Linked DNA regions of Homo sapiens: region 2 is linked to region 1. A link is a loop called in an ENCODE intact Hi-C map of the cell type or tissue named here. Cell type or tissue: PC-9. All regions are shown on one strand.

Region 1 (8,000 bases):
GTGTGTGTGTATCTGTGTATGTCTGTATGTGGGTGGGTGGGTAGGTGGTAAGGATCTAATTATTACACCAAGCAATCCCTTTTCCTGCACCTGGCATAACCTCCTGTAGAATGAGCTCAAGCTTCCCACACTCGCTTGATGACATGGCCTCCATTCTGAAGATGAAACAAAACTTGGAGGAGCACTCATGTAAAGATCTAAATTACTAAAATGCCTGTGCCTGAGACTCAGAGATCCTAAAAATAGACAGTGCCATGTGTGCTCTAATTTTCTGCTTAAAGTGACTTAAATCCTTTCAATTCAGACATTTTCAATAGAATATATGGTACTTCAACCTTATAAGTCAAATGCATTTGTTGAAATAACATTTCTCAGTAGTTTTTTCAGTTTCCGTGGCTGCAATGGGTGGAGAACTTTCATTAGCAGTTATTGGCTTTGGTGTGGCAATGGATGTTGCACAAAGGCCTTTGCTTGGGAGTTGGGAAACACAGGTTCTCATTGGGCTCTATAACTAACTTGCTATGTAGCTTTGTATAAGTCATATCACCTTTTGGGATCTTGGTCTTTCAACTGCCGAATATAGGTATTGGATTTTTCTTCTACTGTAAACAGTGATTTGGAATTTTCTCCAAGTAGAGTGATATGTCTACCATAACAGGGGTAACAAGAAAGAAACAAGAGTGAGAGTTTATTACAGCATGAAGTGGCACCAGGAATAGGAAAGGAACCCCCAATCCAGATAATTTTTTGATATCAATCTTGTGTCAAATTCTTTAAACATATGACAATGAATAAGAGCAACAAATGAATCCTCAACTATAAGAACAATATTTTGGTATATAATTTTATGTATAATTATCCTTAGTTCCAATAATTATTTTCTTTTTCTATCTAGAAGGAAAAGGATGGATTCTGAGTGGTTCCAGCTAGCCATAGCTCCCTATAGCTGCAATTCATGTGGCAGCCTGCGTGTATGCTAGCGTTGGCTGAGGATTTTTAATGCACTTCAGATTTTGGTTTAATATGCTTGCAAATAACTTACCATGGAAGTCCCCTTGAAACACATTAAATTCTCTGTTTACTCGCATGACTGGGGAATTAGACAATCAACCATGACAATCTATCAAAAGTATTAGAATACAAAAAGCACTAAGCATGAAATCTTATTGAAAACCATTTCATTCTCTTAATTATTCATTAGGTTCCTCAGACTCTGAGAGACCTTCAAGGTCATTATTATGAATATTAATTATCACTGTAATGTGGCAATGGAAAAATGCATTTTAAAAGAGTTCTGTTCAGTAGAATACTGCTAGTAAAAGAATTCACCATTTTATTTGGGAGTGTGTGCTCTTCTGCTTTTTTGCTACATGGTGAGAAAATAGGAACATTAGAAATGAAACTTCCAGAATCTTTTTAGTGCATGGGATGGGTTCCAGTTTGCATGATTCCTGTGCAAAGGCCTGGGAGGAAGGAGTACCTGCTGACTGGGGTCAGGGAGGAGTGGAATGAAGTAGTGCCAGGCAAAGATGGCAAGTTCTCCACTGGCCAGGGTTGATGCTTTGCCCTGCTAGCCAGTTGTTTTTAAAAAAATTCAGCCAATATCCACCAGATGCCTTCTCTTCACCATGCTTTTTGTTGGTTTAGAAACAACAGAATGGACTTGGTTGAGTGGTGCAGCTTCAAGTAAACTCTTTCCACATTATAAGCTGGGGGTATATTTTTTAACCTTTTCTTCCCTGTTCCCTCAAAGCACACAACCAGCAATGAGAGGTCTTGTGAAATTGAAACCCATTAAATATAAAGACATCTAATGACTGATGTGTTTAAATATCAATCCTTCAAGTAAAGCTTTGTAGAGTGGTTCATTTTGGAATGATTGTCCAGAACACTGTTTTCAGACCTACTCTGTGTCCTCTTCCTTTACCACCCCACTTTCACCCTAACATACATCTTCTGCAACCCCGACTCTCAGGACTAGGCTTGCTTAGGCTAGCGACACTCCAGTGAGTTCAGCTGGTTGTGCTAAGACAAAATAATGCTGGAGACATTCTCTGAATGAACTGGGGTGCCATCCAAACAGGCTCATATCTGAAAGTATACTATTGTGCCAGGTCCTACTTTCTAAAAAGGCAGAATTGTCTACATTTTCTTTTTCTTTCTTTCTTTTTTTTTTTTTTCTGAGATGGAGTCTTACTCTGTCGCCAGGCTGGAGTGCTGTGGTGCGATCTCAGCTCACTGCAACCTCCGACTCCCTGGTTCAAGGGATTCTCCTGCCTCAGCCTCCTGAGTAGCTGGGATTACAGAGCTGGGATTACAGGCATGCACCACCACGCCCAGCTAATTTTTGTATTTTAGTAGAGACGGAGTTTCACTATGTTGGCCAGGATGGTCTCAATCTCCTGACCTCGTGATCCGCCCACCTCGGCCTCCCAGAGTGCTGGGATTACAGGCGTGAGCCACTGCACCCAGCCAGAATTGTCTGTATTTTCATCACAAATTGATTCTTCAACTTATTTTAGTTGTGTGGCATTTGGATCTATGTCTTAAACATTAGTGCTAGAAATGCACTGTAAACACCTAGCAAGGGTGTGGACGGGAGCCCTCTAGATCTAGTGAGGGCAAACTGGCTGAGTCATCTGATCTCTGGGCTGGCTGCACTGCGATGACTTAAAATGTGAAATTCTTTGACGCCCCTTTCAAAAGATGAAGGCTAATTCCTCTCCCCTGGAATGTGGGCTGGACCTAGTGATGTGCTTCTAACAACTAGAACAACACAGAAATGATGGTGTGTGACTTTGGAGAGTAGGTGATTCCCAGGTATTACAGCTTCCTGCTTGCTCGCTCTCTCTCTCTGAGCCCTCCCTCTGCAGGAAGCCCATGCCATGTCCTGAGGACGGGTGAGCAGCCTGGTGGAGAGATCTATCTGGTGGGGAACTGAGACTGCCTGCAGTCATGTGAGGGAGCCACCTTAGAGGCAGACCCTCCAGCCTGAGTCAAGCCTTCAGATGACTGCAGGTGACATCTTGACCACAACCTCAGGATCAATTCTGAGCCAGAACCACTCAGCTAAGCCACTCCCACATTCCTGTCAGAAACTGAGTGACATAATGACTCTGTGGTTTTTAGGCTGCTATATCTGGGAGCAATATGTTCAACAGGAGTGGTACCTACCTTGAGTATTAATAATTGTTGAGAGTCACCTTTCTCACCCCTTCACTTGATGGCGCTGTGGTGCAACTGCAAACTCCTGTGGCAACGACTTGTCTCGCTGTACAGCAGGTGTGTAACTTCCTACCCAGTGAGTGCTGGGAATCAGGCCCTTGACCACCGTTTCACAAACCTCTAGCTGCTCTCTGGCTACTTGTGAGTTAAAGTATTTTTACCCTTTAAAAAATACTTACTAAACATTTCATTTTTCACAAATAGGTAGAAAAAAGATTTGTCACAATATCCCATCTATATCCCATTGAGCAGACTGAATAGCCAACATTATATGCATTTATTGCTTGATTCTGAAGACTAAAAATCCCAGTGAAATGACACATGCTTTAATAGGGGTAATTATAATACAAAATTTCCAATTTGTATTATTTTTATTAACACCATAAAAACATCTCAAAAAAGCTTCTCTTCTTAACTTTTTGTAAATTGTGATCAAGAGGATTAATATAAATTGCATAATTTCAACAAAAATATCTATTTCTTACTTGTGAAAATTATTCATCTCTTCAATTGTAATGCAAGTTCGAAGGTTATCCTTACAAATGAGCAGTTTATAGCCTGGTTAGTCAATGACCATTTATACATTTCTGTCTGGAGAAGGCAGATTTTCAGGAGGAATAATGTAGAGTTTAGGTTTTCACAAGATGATCTCATTAAGAATTTTTAACTTATAGTTCAATTAAACGACGTATCTCAATTTAATCTGCTTGTATTTGAAGATAAATATGCACATTTCCTTTATGCTTTATGAAGGAAACAATTTTTAAAACTCGATGGAATTCTGCTTTGGATATTTTTATGATTACTCATTCATTGCTGCCCATTATATTCTTATACTGTATTCAGAACAGGTAGTAAATCCCACTAGTTCTAAAAGGGAAAATGACAACTTTCTGATTTATCCTCCAACAATGGTTACTTTTTGCCTCATAATTTGTTTTCTTTAAGACAAAAGATAAAAAGCAAGATTTGAGAGAGGTTCCTGGATCAACTGGCTCAATCTGCTTAGTTCTACAAAGTGGAGTTTCTGGGCATCATTCTTCATTTCTGTACACAAAGTGCTGTGAAGCTCAAGAAGAAATAGCTCTGCACAGGAACGATGTGCACTGCCCTACTGCTTCTTTATCTAGTAGGTGAAAAAAAAAAATGCCCTGACGCTGTCTCTTGGGCTGTTTTATTCTTCTTCTAAATTTTGGTCCTAATTCTCCGTGATGCTATTGTTTTTAATTGGGGCGTTTGTTTGTTTGTTTGTTTGTTTGTTTTGAGATGGAGTCTCGCTCTGTTGCCCAGGCTGGAGTGCAGTGGCGCCATCTCGGCTCATTTGCAGCCTCCGCTTCCCAGGTTCAAGTGATCCTCTTGCCTCAATCTCCCGAGTGGCTGGGATTACAGGCATGCGCCCCCAAGCCCAGCTAATTTTTGTATTTTTAGTAGAGACCGGGTTTCACCATGTTGGCCAGGCTGGTCTTGAACTCCTGACCTCAGGTGATCTGCCCACCTTGGCCTCCCAAAGTGCTGGAATTACAGGTGTGAGCCACCGCACCCAGCTTTTTGTTTGTTTTTTTGAGACAGGGTCTCACTCTGTCACCCAGGCTGGAGTGCAGTGGTGCAAACACAGCTCACTTCAGCTTCCACCTCCCAGGCTCAATTGATCCTCCCACCACAGCCTTCCTGCTAGCGGGGACTGCAGGCATGCACCACCACGTCTGCCTGGCTAACTTTTATTTATTTATTTGTGGAGACAGAGTCTCATCATTTTGCCCAGGCTGGTTTTGAATTCCAGGGCTCAAGGATCCACTCGCCTTGGCCTCCCAAAGTGCTGGGATTATAGGCCTGAGCCACTGCACCAGGCTAAATGGGGCCTTTTTAGTGGTGACAGAGACCAGGTGTTTTTCAGTTTTTGAGACTCCCAATATATTTTAAAAAATAAAGAAATATCAATTCAGGTTTACAACAAATTTAAATGCTAGATACTTTCAACATCCACATTTAACAAAGAACGTCTATTAAACACAAAAATATATGACAATATATTGTACAAATTACAAGATAAAGGATTTGTGAGAAATATTAAATTCATTGTGTATAATTATTACTACTGTGGTCTGTTAATGAGACACAAGTTTAAAGTTGTTTTGAAGGATGTCTTCTTTCAATCCTCTCTGTATAGCTCTGTAACTACTTCTGTACCCTCAGAGATGGTGTTTCAACTTAAAACTTGTGAATGTGAAATATGAGCCAAAAGACTCTCTCGGCCCTGAAATGACCTTTGTAGCAGATGCTGCCAGAGGCCCCCTGTTATCCTCCCTGGACTCTCCAGCTAACCTGATGTCAACTGCCAGTGTGTGCATCTCCTTACCTGAGGGCTGTTCTGGTGGCAGGAGTCCTTGCTACTCACAGAAATGGCCACCAGAAGTGCCAGAAAAATTAACCTCCCTTGGCCAGCAGTCCTCAACCAGCTCCCTCACTGACACTGATGTGCAGGTGTCTCCTATGCTGGTTGCTGGAGTCAACCACAGCAGCAGCCTTCTTGACAACATACCCTTCACTGGCTGCCTTCCTTTCCATCTCTCTTCTTCACTCCCCTACCTATGTCTCCTAGGCTCTCCCTTCAAATAAACAGCTTGCACTTGAATCTTTGTTTCAGGGTCTGCTTCCGGGGAAACCTACACTAGGACAACTCTGTTTTTTGGGTTTTTTTTGTTTTTTTTTGTTTTTTTTACTTGTTTGTTAAGGATTCACCATATAAGAATTCACCATATAAAAATGCTAACGTCTGACACATTGGACCACTCAAAGAGAAGATATCAGAGCTGGGCCGGGCATGGTGGCTACGCCTGTAATCCCAGCACTTTGGGAGGCCTAGGCGGGTGGATCATGAGGTCAGGCTATCGAGACCATCCTGGCCAACAAGGTGAAACCCCATCTTTACTAAAATACAAAAAAATTAGCTGGGCATGGTGGGTGCGCGTCTGTAGTCCCAGCTACTTGGGAGGCTAAGGCAGGAGAATTGCTTGAACCCAGAAGGCGGAGGTTGCAGTGAGCCAAGATCTCACCACTGCACTCCAGTCTGGTAAAAGAGCGAGACTCCGTCTCAGAAAAAAAAAAAAAAAAGATCAGAGCTTACCAGATTATACGAACTAAAGAAACCAAAACTATAATGTCAGATTAAGTCAAAGACCTTTAAAACATTACCATTGTCTATTTCATCACATAGATAAAGGACTATATTTACTTTATAAAAGTCACAATTCATCTTCAGCCATGAACTTGTGTTTACTAGAGAATACTTGAATAGCAGTCAGTGTAACATCTATAGGTTATATGGCCAGATGGAGGGATTTTTGTTTAAGTCTAGGATACATGAACGAGGACTTGAAGTGTTGTTCATGGTGACCCAGAGTTCAGACGATTAGCATTTGACATCACAGAGGGTTCTGGTACTCAAATTTAGCTCTGAATGTTTTGCAGTCTGTGCTTGAAGAGATGGATTCCGGCTATGAGTGTCCTAAATGATGTGTAGGCTGTTACATGTGGGCTCAGTATCCTTGTTCTTTTGCATTAGGACCAAAGAAGATCATGCTGCTGCACATATTCCCAAGAAAGACATAACTGGCAGTAACATTGCATTTGAGGCCCTTTTGCATCAATGACCCCTCCCTCCCTCCTTTCCTCATCATCCTTCTGCCCCAGCTCCATGGACTTCTCCTTGTGTCCTTAGTCCACACCATGCTTTCCTGCCTCTATACATCTGCTCATGTCTTCCTTCTTCCTGGAATGCCTGACTATTCCACTTCCCACCTGCTGCCTAATTCACACATGCCACAGGACCACATCTCCTTTCATCAGACCAGCTCACATACCACATCTGCCATCAATCCTCTCACGAGGCCCTCTAGCTTCAAGTAGTTTATCCCTCCTCTGATTGCCTGTGCTAATCATTCTTTATCTTATATTTATGTGTGTAGATGCCTTACTCCCCAACACAGGTGTGAGCTCAGTGAGGGCAAGGATCATGATATACCTATCCTTAAGTCTTCCAGGATGGTCACCAGATGGGAATAAATGAAGAAATGCAAGAATTCCGAAAGGCACTGGATGAAACTTAAGTGCTTCTTGTTTTAGATTTTGCACCTGCCTTAATATTAATTGCTTCTAGAGGGTGGAGATATGTGTAGGACAAGAATTTCAGGTAGGGGGAAGACATGAGTATACATACACATACCACCACCCCAACAATCTATATCATATGTAACATTTATATATAAGTAGTATATATATCCAGGACATTTAAAATAAGCTTGTTTACTCTGGGGAGAAAGACTGGGTGGTTGGGAGACGGGGAAAGACACCTACTTTTCACTGCCTACACTCTTAATAGTCTTTTATTTTTATACTAAGTGCTTGTATTATACCTATCTTATTTTTTTTAATTATTAAAAGACATGTAAAAAGGAAATCTAGCAATCGTTCTCTTACTAAGTTGTGTAACTCTGAAGTTCAGTTACCTGTGTAGGCTGTAGAGTATACTTCTGCTGGGAAAACTCATGAGTTGTGATGGTGGCAAGGCTACTCCTAATTGTTGGGAGATAATTCTGCATGGGTCTTTTGTGTGTCTGCCCATCTTCTGAGTAAAGGCACTGACATCCTTTGTTTCAAATTATTAAATATCTTTTGGAAGATGTTTGTGTAGCAGACGGTCTTGAAGATAGTGGCAGATTTTTTTTTTTTTTTTTTTTGCTGTCCATGATAAGAAAGATAATGTTTCCCTCAGGTTG
Region 2 (8,000 bases), 360 kb before region 1:
CTTGCTGGCTGTAGTTCTAGAAGATGCTTATACTGTATAGAGTGTACAAAAATGCTTCCCACATAAACAAAGAAAGTTTCCAGGATCTTGGTATTCTAACCTTGCCTTTGCTATTAAACACCCACCAGATGAATATGATGGAGACGAGCAAAATCAGTCTGTCATGCTACAGTAAACATGGTATTTTGTGTGCGGCCCAAGACTTTTTTTTTCTCATGAATATAAGTCACCTGCCATTTATTATGAGATTTTTCCCCGATTGACACCCCATTATGTATATTCAGTCAAGCTCAAATGAGATTTCAAGTGATCAATATACTATCTGCGCCAAAAGTCTATCAGCAGCTCTAGCAATAAACTCTGCAGAGAAGCAAAAATGGAAGTGATATTTAGTGAACTGAATTACATGAAAATCTATGTTTTGGGAAAGGGAGCACAGACAGGAAGGCAGAAAAACAAGGGATAAGAGAAGGTAGAAGAGATATTTTTCCTAATAAAAATCAGCTTTCTATAGCCTGACCACTGATGAAATGCATCGAATGCCTAAGAAGTTCTCAAAAATATCTCAAATCACATGTTGAGATTTCTAAAGAGGTAGGGAGGGGTCCAAATCAGCACTAGGTTCCTTTCAGAGACTGAGAGTTCACTCTTTAAACAGCCATACTTGGAAGTACTTGATATCCTTCAAATGGAAAAGGTGGATCCAGCCCTGGGAAATCTGTAAAATCCCTAACCATTCAAACTCTGTGTGAAACAGCAATGGCTTCCCGTACACTTTAACACTTTCCATTTTATAATTTACGTGTACCAGATCCTAACAGCCTAAACGTCATCAGCTGGGTTATAGCATTTTGATTAACGTACATTCGGTAAGAAAGGTAGCTTGACAGTAGCCATAGGATTTCATCGGGCCACCCCCCACCCCAAAAACAAAACAAAACAAAACAAAACAAAAACCTCTGTTTCTGGGCCTGGATGTTTCTACATATCAGAAGCCATCTGCTTGAACCAAGAGAAGATTAGAACAGGCAGGGCCACACAGAAACGTATGACATCTGGGGAAGTGTCAATTCAGCATTACCCAAGCACCAAAGGTTCGTATTCTATTACCATGAAAATAACATGGGGGCAGTGGGGGTGCACAGGAATCAATGGCTGTGATTGCAGTCATATAAAGTTATGCTGCTGGGTAGTGAATAAACGTTCATCTAGGTTAGGCTCCCCCCACCCCCTACTCAAGGGTATAGCACTTCCTTCTAGATTCTTATTTATGAAGCTAGAGTCCTTAGGCAGAAGGAATGAAAAATAGGAAGAACTGCTCTGCACAGATGTTCAGAATTATTAATATTTAATTATTTAGTTTACTGAACTTACATTTTGAACCACTCTCAGGCAGAAGAGAAGAGTCACTATCCATTGTGATCAAAAGAACACCTGTAAGACCAAAATGTTTAGATCATTAGCAGTTGGGATAGTTTCCAAATTCCATGAGAAGCAAGGAGGATACATAGTAATTTGAACAAGGGAGAGATGCATCTTGAGCTACATCTGAACGAAAACTATTTCTCATGATATTTTTAGTTCTAAAATCCAGAGCTGAAATACTTTTAAATTAGCAACCTAAACGATGACACACTGCAAAAAAAAAAAAAAAAAAAAAAAAAAAAATGTACTTTATCTACTTTTAAGAACTATTCATTCACTGTCTTTTCTTGATGGTCCTACCTACTAAGTAAGATCCTAAGCACAACAGATTCAGAGCCCACTTCTACCAGGAAAGAAACAAATAAAAACCCTCCCCACTACCCAAGTTAAGTCTTCTCAAAATGAAGAGTTTAACAGTCCTAAATAGCAATTCCAGTTTGTGTAGGATGCATGTGTATGTGGCACAATGCGCACACCAAAGCACATTTCTTGAATTTTGCAGAGATGCATGTACAAGTGTTTAATGTCACATAATTTTAAAGGAGCAGCAATTTCCAAATGGTTTTTCTAAAGGATACTCTCTATTGCCTCAATCCAACCCTCACACACCCAAAAATATCATTAATTTTTAAATACTTAACGCCAAAGATATTACTAACTACAATTCCCTGTAATAAGTGGATGAGCAAACAATTTTCTTCAAATTCTTCAAAAAAAAAAACTCATAACCTGATATCCTCAAGTGGAAAAAGAGAGATTCTTGGAGGCCAACTCTACAGGAATTCAGACATCAGATGCCCCTTTCCATGCTACAAGGCTCTGCAGTGTCCTAAAAAGGCTTAGTGTACATTTGTGGTAAAACATGAGACTTGTTGCCATTTGTGGGCTAAAGCAGCCCAGGTGTTTATTCAGCCAGCAAATTTACTTTGCTGGGAGGTGGGTGTTCTGGAATGCTCGTCATACAATGATGTGTGCATATTTACTGTCGAACTCAAGGAGGTACTGTTCTGGAACCTTCTCATACTGCAATTAACTGTGCAAGTGGGTAGAGCTAATTTCCATAAAATAATCACTGCATATCTTAGGAAAAGACCCTCTTTGAAAGCAGGCTGCTAGGGCGCCGGCATCTGAGCAAAGCACCAGAGACGTCTGACCAATTTGATTCTTGAAGCCGCCGCTGAAATCTATTTTGATTTTAGAATGACCCGCAATCACAGACAATTTACCTGATTGTGTGTTCCTGGTGACTCTCAAAGCCTTCTAGGTGCTAGGATTTGTAGGTATAGTTTGTGGATTTAAAAGAGGGGAAAGATAATATAAGAAAAAAAAAAAACACAGGAAAAAAGCAGAAGGTAGTTTCAGCAGCTTAAGATTATGAGTTCAGAACAGAACCTGCAATTTTCACCTAGAGTATCACGTTAGACTGGAAGAACTGTTGAGATACTGCTAACTGGTCACGACATTCAGGTCTGAAAATGCATTAATTCACTCTAGCCATCAAGGGAAAACGTATCATTTTCTCTTCCGTAAATGATATATTTACCTTAAAAAATGGAAGGTAACCAAGTAGGGATCCTTTTGAAAATTTTGTCTTAAAAAAAGGAAAGAAAAAAAGTCTTTGTATCTCTTTTCTTCTTGGTCAGACCCGCTATCTGCAGTAGACGATGCGGATAAACCTAACTATAATAATGAACTGTAAATTTATAATGCCTCTTTCTTCAGAGCAGCTCAAAACATTTTCTTTCCCATAGATTTGAAACAAGATTTGAAATCTCCTTGTCTTGTTGTAGAAATGGCCTTCCTCTAATCTGATGTGAAATGACTGGGTTCTGTTTGAAGGACCAAGCAGTAAAAGGTAAGCTCATTCATCTGTTTCTTGCTCCAATTATGCATCTCTGTTCAAACTGAGATGCCAGGTGCTGGTCTATCGCACAAGCTGATTTATTCCATTCACTGCCTAAAAAGGAGCCCCCCTCTTTCTAAAAAACTTAGTTTTATAAAAAAAATTTTATTAAGAATATCGAAGCAAAAATAACTCTTTTTGGCTTCACTGTATGCTTTAATATGTGTCCTTCCAATCAATTATGGCTTTTAGCCCTAGGATCTTAAAATTTGGAAGCTCTCGATCTGTATCCCTTTTCTAACAAAATCAACCTCTCAAAGTTAAATGGACATTTTAACAAGCTGACAGGTGAAAAGAAATAACACTGTGCTTTTTAAGACCTGCCTATGGATTAAAGCCTACCCTCCAAATTTGTTAGTAATTATTTAAATAAAGGTAATGCCCAAGCCTAGAAGCTGCCTCTCCCTGCACCACTGCAATTGTCGAATTCCTTTCCTGGTCTTTCATGCAGATGCTCAGAAACAGGGTGGGGCTCCCTGGTCTTGCATGCAATGTTAAGGGAGTCTGTGCTGTAAAGAAAATTCAATTAATCGTTCATATTCCAGTTTTTCAGTATCCTTCAAAAATACCTTTGAAATAATCATGTTGCTAAGAGTCCCACCGTTTCTCATGTTAAGATTCAGATTAAAACCTTTGTGTCAAATCAGATGTGTTTTGCACAAGCATGGATGACAGGTATTGAAATAAAGGTGACAAGTCAAGGAATCAGGGAGAAACCTCCTGGAAGAAGAGATGTGAGAAAGAGAGACTAGCTTCTCTATTATGGATGTCTCCGATGATGCTTTTTCAAAAATCTTTTTTTTTTTTTAACAAGTACAGTTCTTTAGAGTCTACAAGTAAAATCCAATCTTGCTAAGCCATGCTTGTTCCCTTATGAGTCAGCAGGCCACTGAGCATTTCAGACAGTGCAGCCAAGAGTAAATGGGCAAAGGCTGTCGCTGGACACACCCATTTTACTAATCCTGACTCTGATTTTTTTTTAAATTCATCTTTATGTTACATGGTGTCTGACCTCAGAACTTGCATCAAAAACTGCACCTCCACCAAGGACTCAGGTTCCAATGTGGAAGGACTACCCTCCAGCTCCTTCACTGAGTGCAATCGGATAAGGGCTTATGTCTTCCTCAATGGGCAACTCCTGTTTCATTTTCTCTCCAGTCTGCATGTTATCAGCTTGACATTCCCTTCAGTGGCATATGACAAATCAAATTGATCAAATTGGCCATCACTGCATTCATCAGAGGAGGATTTTTTTATTTCCCAGGACTGATACCTCCACTCCCTTTACAATCATGAACACATCAGAAATAAATAAATAAATAAAATAAAAATAAAAATCCCATGTCTTGGGTTTTTTTCCGGGGTTTTGTTTGTTTTGAGGGTAGTGAAAGTGGTAAGAAGTAATGAATGGATACAACTAATCATAAAGAAAGAAAAGCAACTGATAGTCATAAAGCCAAGGGCACAGTCTTAAAATATGATTTTAAATACCTAGTGCCTACATCTTAAATTTAAAGCATTGATCCAAAAATGCAGATATTATTAGCTTTGGAAAACTTTACCAAAACATTAAGTAAATTATTTTCCTAATCTTTTTGCATGATTCAGCACTTTTAATACTAATTTCTGTCAAGAAGTTATAAGGTAAAAGGAATCTTTTCTGGGTGCCTTAAAACCTCACACACTCTGTACTGAACCATCTGCACTCCTTCTACTACAGGGTCATATCAGAAATACTGGGGGTCACTGGTTTGCTGCCATAACATCTAGTGACCACCTCAGAGCGGCTCAATTTCACTCTCCGGAATCTAAGTGGCTCTTGGGGACAGAATGACCCGTCGCAGAGGCTTCTCCCCATCTCGAGCTGACCCTTACCCAGGAGCCACACACATATGCGTGCACACTCGACTGCACCTGTCTCACCCCATCAGCAGCAGCTACAAGCTCCCACCTGATGTGTCTTTTCAACCTTTGTCAAGTATCTCAAGGCAAGAATGTCCTGAAGCCCTTCCCCCAAATAGAAGCTTTGGTCCGAGCCCCCAACCCGCAGGAGCATCAAGAGGAGGCCAAGGAGACAGACACCGCAGACTCTCTCTGCAAACTTGACCTGGGCATCGCACGGACTCGCGTTCGCATCCGAAGACCCCACACGTCCCCCGCACTGTCCCCACAGCATCCCACGCCCGCGGTGCACGCTCACCTGCCGGTAGACGAGCCACACGCCTCGGCGGTCCAGACTTCCGTGTCGACCTCCGTGGGCGAGCCTACGCGCTGGGTGCCCGGCGCGCCCTCAGGAGTGGCTGGGACCGCGGGCTGGCGCCGGGCAGGGCGGTGGGACGCCTGGAGCCGGCGGGAGGAGCACGCCCAGGCGGGTCCGCGCCGAGCCCGAGCGAGCGGGCGAGCCGGGCGGGAGGGGCCATTTGTAACCGAGCAGACGCTACCACCGCCCCTTACTCGCGGGGGGCGGGGGCGGGCGGTCAGGTGACGGCGGCCCACCCTCCGCCGCCGAGCCGGGTGGTTCCTGCCCGGGAGGAGCCCCCTGGCGCGCTCTGATTGGAACTCCCGCCGCAGTGGCGGGGGAGGGGGGACACGTGACCGCCCGGCCAGGCGGCCCGGCGCGCCCCATTCGCGATGGGCACCCCATCTTCCTCCTGGAAAAGCCGGGGGACACAGAGAAGGCGGAGGAGCACGCGGGGTGCAGGAGAGCCTACCAGCCCCTTTAGCCGCAGTGCTGGTGATTCCGGCCGCTGAACCCGGAGAGGAAAGGCTCCCACGCGGCCAGCCGGCCTTGACTGTCCTCTCGCCCTGCCCTTGGCCGCAGTACCCTCCCCTCGGCTGCAGTAACCGCCCCCTACACCTCCAGGCAAGGGCACGCTCAGTGTAGACCACTGCCACTTCATAGATGCCAGTGCCACTTAAGAGTGGTGTTGGGTTTTTTTTTTTTCCTTTCCTCCTCTCTGCACACCAGCACATTGTACCCGAGAGAAACTCACGGCGGTGCACTGCAGACACCGCCCAGCTCCAGGGCCCGAAGACCCTCCGACCAGGCCCCGGGATGCCTGAGGTCTCCCAGGTCATTACGTGGAGGAACTCAGGCCTGCTCCCTGCGCAGGAGGAGGAGGCGTCGCGGGAGCTGCAGTCCCCGATCCTTCCCAGGAAGCCGGCCGGGTGGAAGGGGAGAGGGCCGTTATCGTGGTGCGAATCCAACTCGCAGCCTCTGGGAGCACGTTGCTAATAAAGGTCAAATTAAAACAACTAAGTGGTGCCGGCAGGGACGCGCCGCATGGTCAGGAGAAGCCCGGCTATTAATCATCCATAAGGAGCATTGCTCTTCTGGTGTGGGAGAATGGGGCTGTGCGACAGCCCCCCGGAGTTGCGCTCTGCTCTGAACCCTAAGCTCCCCCAGAGCAAGTGGATTGCGCAGCCTATTACCCCACCTCCCCACGGCCCCCTCTTGGGGCGGCACCACCCTAGATGGCAGGAATTCGGAGAAAATGCGGTGTCACGTCCGCCGCTATGCCCGCACACGCGTCTGCGCCAACTCCAGCAACACGTGGGGACCGTGAATCTGGGCGTCTGCTCTCCACTTAGGTGGTTATGTGGGTATACTTATATGATTACTGATTAAAACCAAATTGGACGGAGAAGTCTGTTTCTACACTGGATTCTTTCAAACTTCTGTCCAAGGGAGTTTTGCGCTCGATTTGGGCGGGGACGCAGTTTTCAGCCAAGACCGCCGCAGCGCTCAGCAGAGCCCGGGGACCGGTGGTGGTGGTGGCGGGATGGGGAGGAACAGAGGCCCTTGATTCTTTGGTACTCCACTTTCTTTCCTTATTTAGACCAGTCGGGCAACACGTCCCTCGCCCAAGATGGCCTTTCCAACTGGAACGTGACTCAGACAATGTGGAAGCCAGGGGTCCTTGACCCATCGTACCTGGGCTTCGCTGGGCATAGGACAAGGGTTGGGCAGGTTTACCTGGAAAGGGAGTTTATTCGTAAAGCTTCGGGCATAAACGCTAGATAGCGAAACTTTGAGGAAGCTCAAAGTTTACCTATTGTAAATTGGTGGGGGGTGGGGGAGCATCTTATGTAAAAAGGAACGGCCCTATTAAATTAGTAAGTATCTTATTTTCGTAGTGGACGTCTTGCTGCCCTTGGTCCTCCCCTCCCCCACCTCATTTCTCCAAACCACCAAGGTTGGAGAAATCTCATAAACAAAGTATAAGTCCGTGGGGGGGGGGGGGGGGGGTTACTTGGTGTTTTAAAAAAACAACAACAACAAACGACCTTTGTAATAAGAAAGGTGGGTACGTTTTCATTTCTAGGTCTTAATCTTAACGTTACGGCCACGTTAAAATTGAAGTTGATTGAGACAAGAGAATCCCAGAGCACAGCACGCAGACAGACAATTTCACAATTAAAAAATATGTACTTCCTTCTCCCCGCTCTCGTCACCTCCCCCTTTCCCCGCCATTACCTACTCCCGTTTGGACTAGGGGCTGGGAGAGGAGGAGGATGTAGTCCCTCCGAGTGCACAAGGGAGGCGGCGGGGCCACTTGTTGCTGCACCGCCAGAAGAGCTAATTCCGAGCGGATCTGGCAGGGAGTTAAAACCCTTCTCCTGGATGCGACGCCCCAGAGACCGAGGCAGACGGCGAGAACAGATTCAGCGC

The links. Peaks named below come from ENCODE experiments on the same cell type or tissue, not always from the same donor. Only the 100,000 strongest peaks of a DNase experiment are listed, where the experiment ranks them.
Region 2: it touches region 1 in a loop (3-fold over the local background); 3 of 110 quality-filtered maps call a loop at or near these places.

The regions. Positions count from the first base shown.
Region 1 is chr3:43,633,957-43,641,956 of GRCh38, reverse strand. It overlaps a transcript of ANO10 not described here. Among named protein-coding and RNA genes, the nearest start is that of ANO10, 16 kb to the right of the region's middle. In PC-9, a CTCF peak has its summit at 3,227; DNase peaks (open chromatin) are centred at 2,706 and 3,096; H3K4me3 peaks cover 694 bases; H3K27ac peaks cover 2,097 bases.
Region 2 is chr3:43,997,056-44,005,055 of GRCh38, reverse strand. LOC124909489 (a long non-coding RNA gene) reads right to left here and starts at 5,724. Exons shown (of 5, transcript XR_007096256.1): 1 at 5,529-5,724; 2 at 1,375-1,434. RefSeq lists a silencer at 5,468-5,997 and an enhancer at 6,458-6,517. In PC-9, no CTCF peak of the experiment used is centred here; DNase peaks (open chromatin) are centred at 4,255, 5,805, 6,105, 7,805 and 1 weaker place; H3K4me3 peaks cover 4,514 bases; H3K27ac peaks cover 4,329 bases.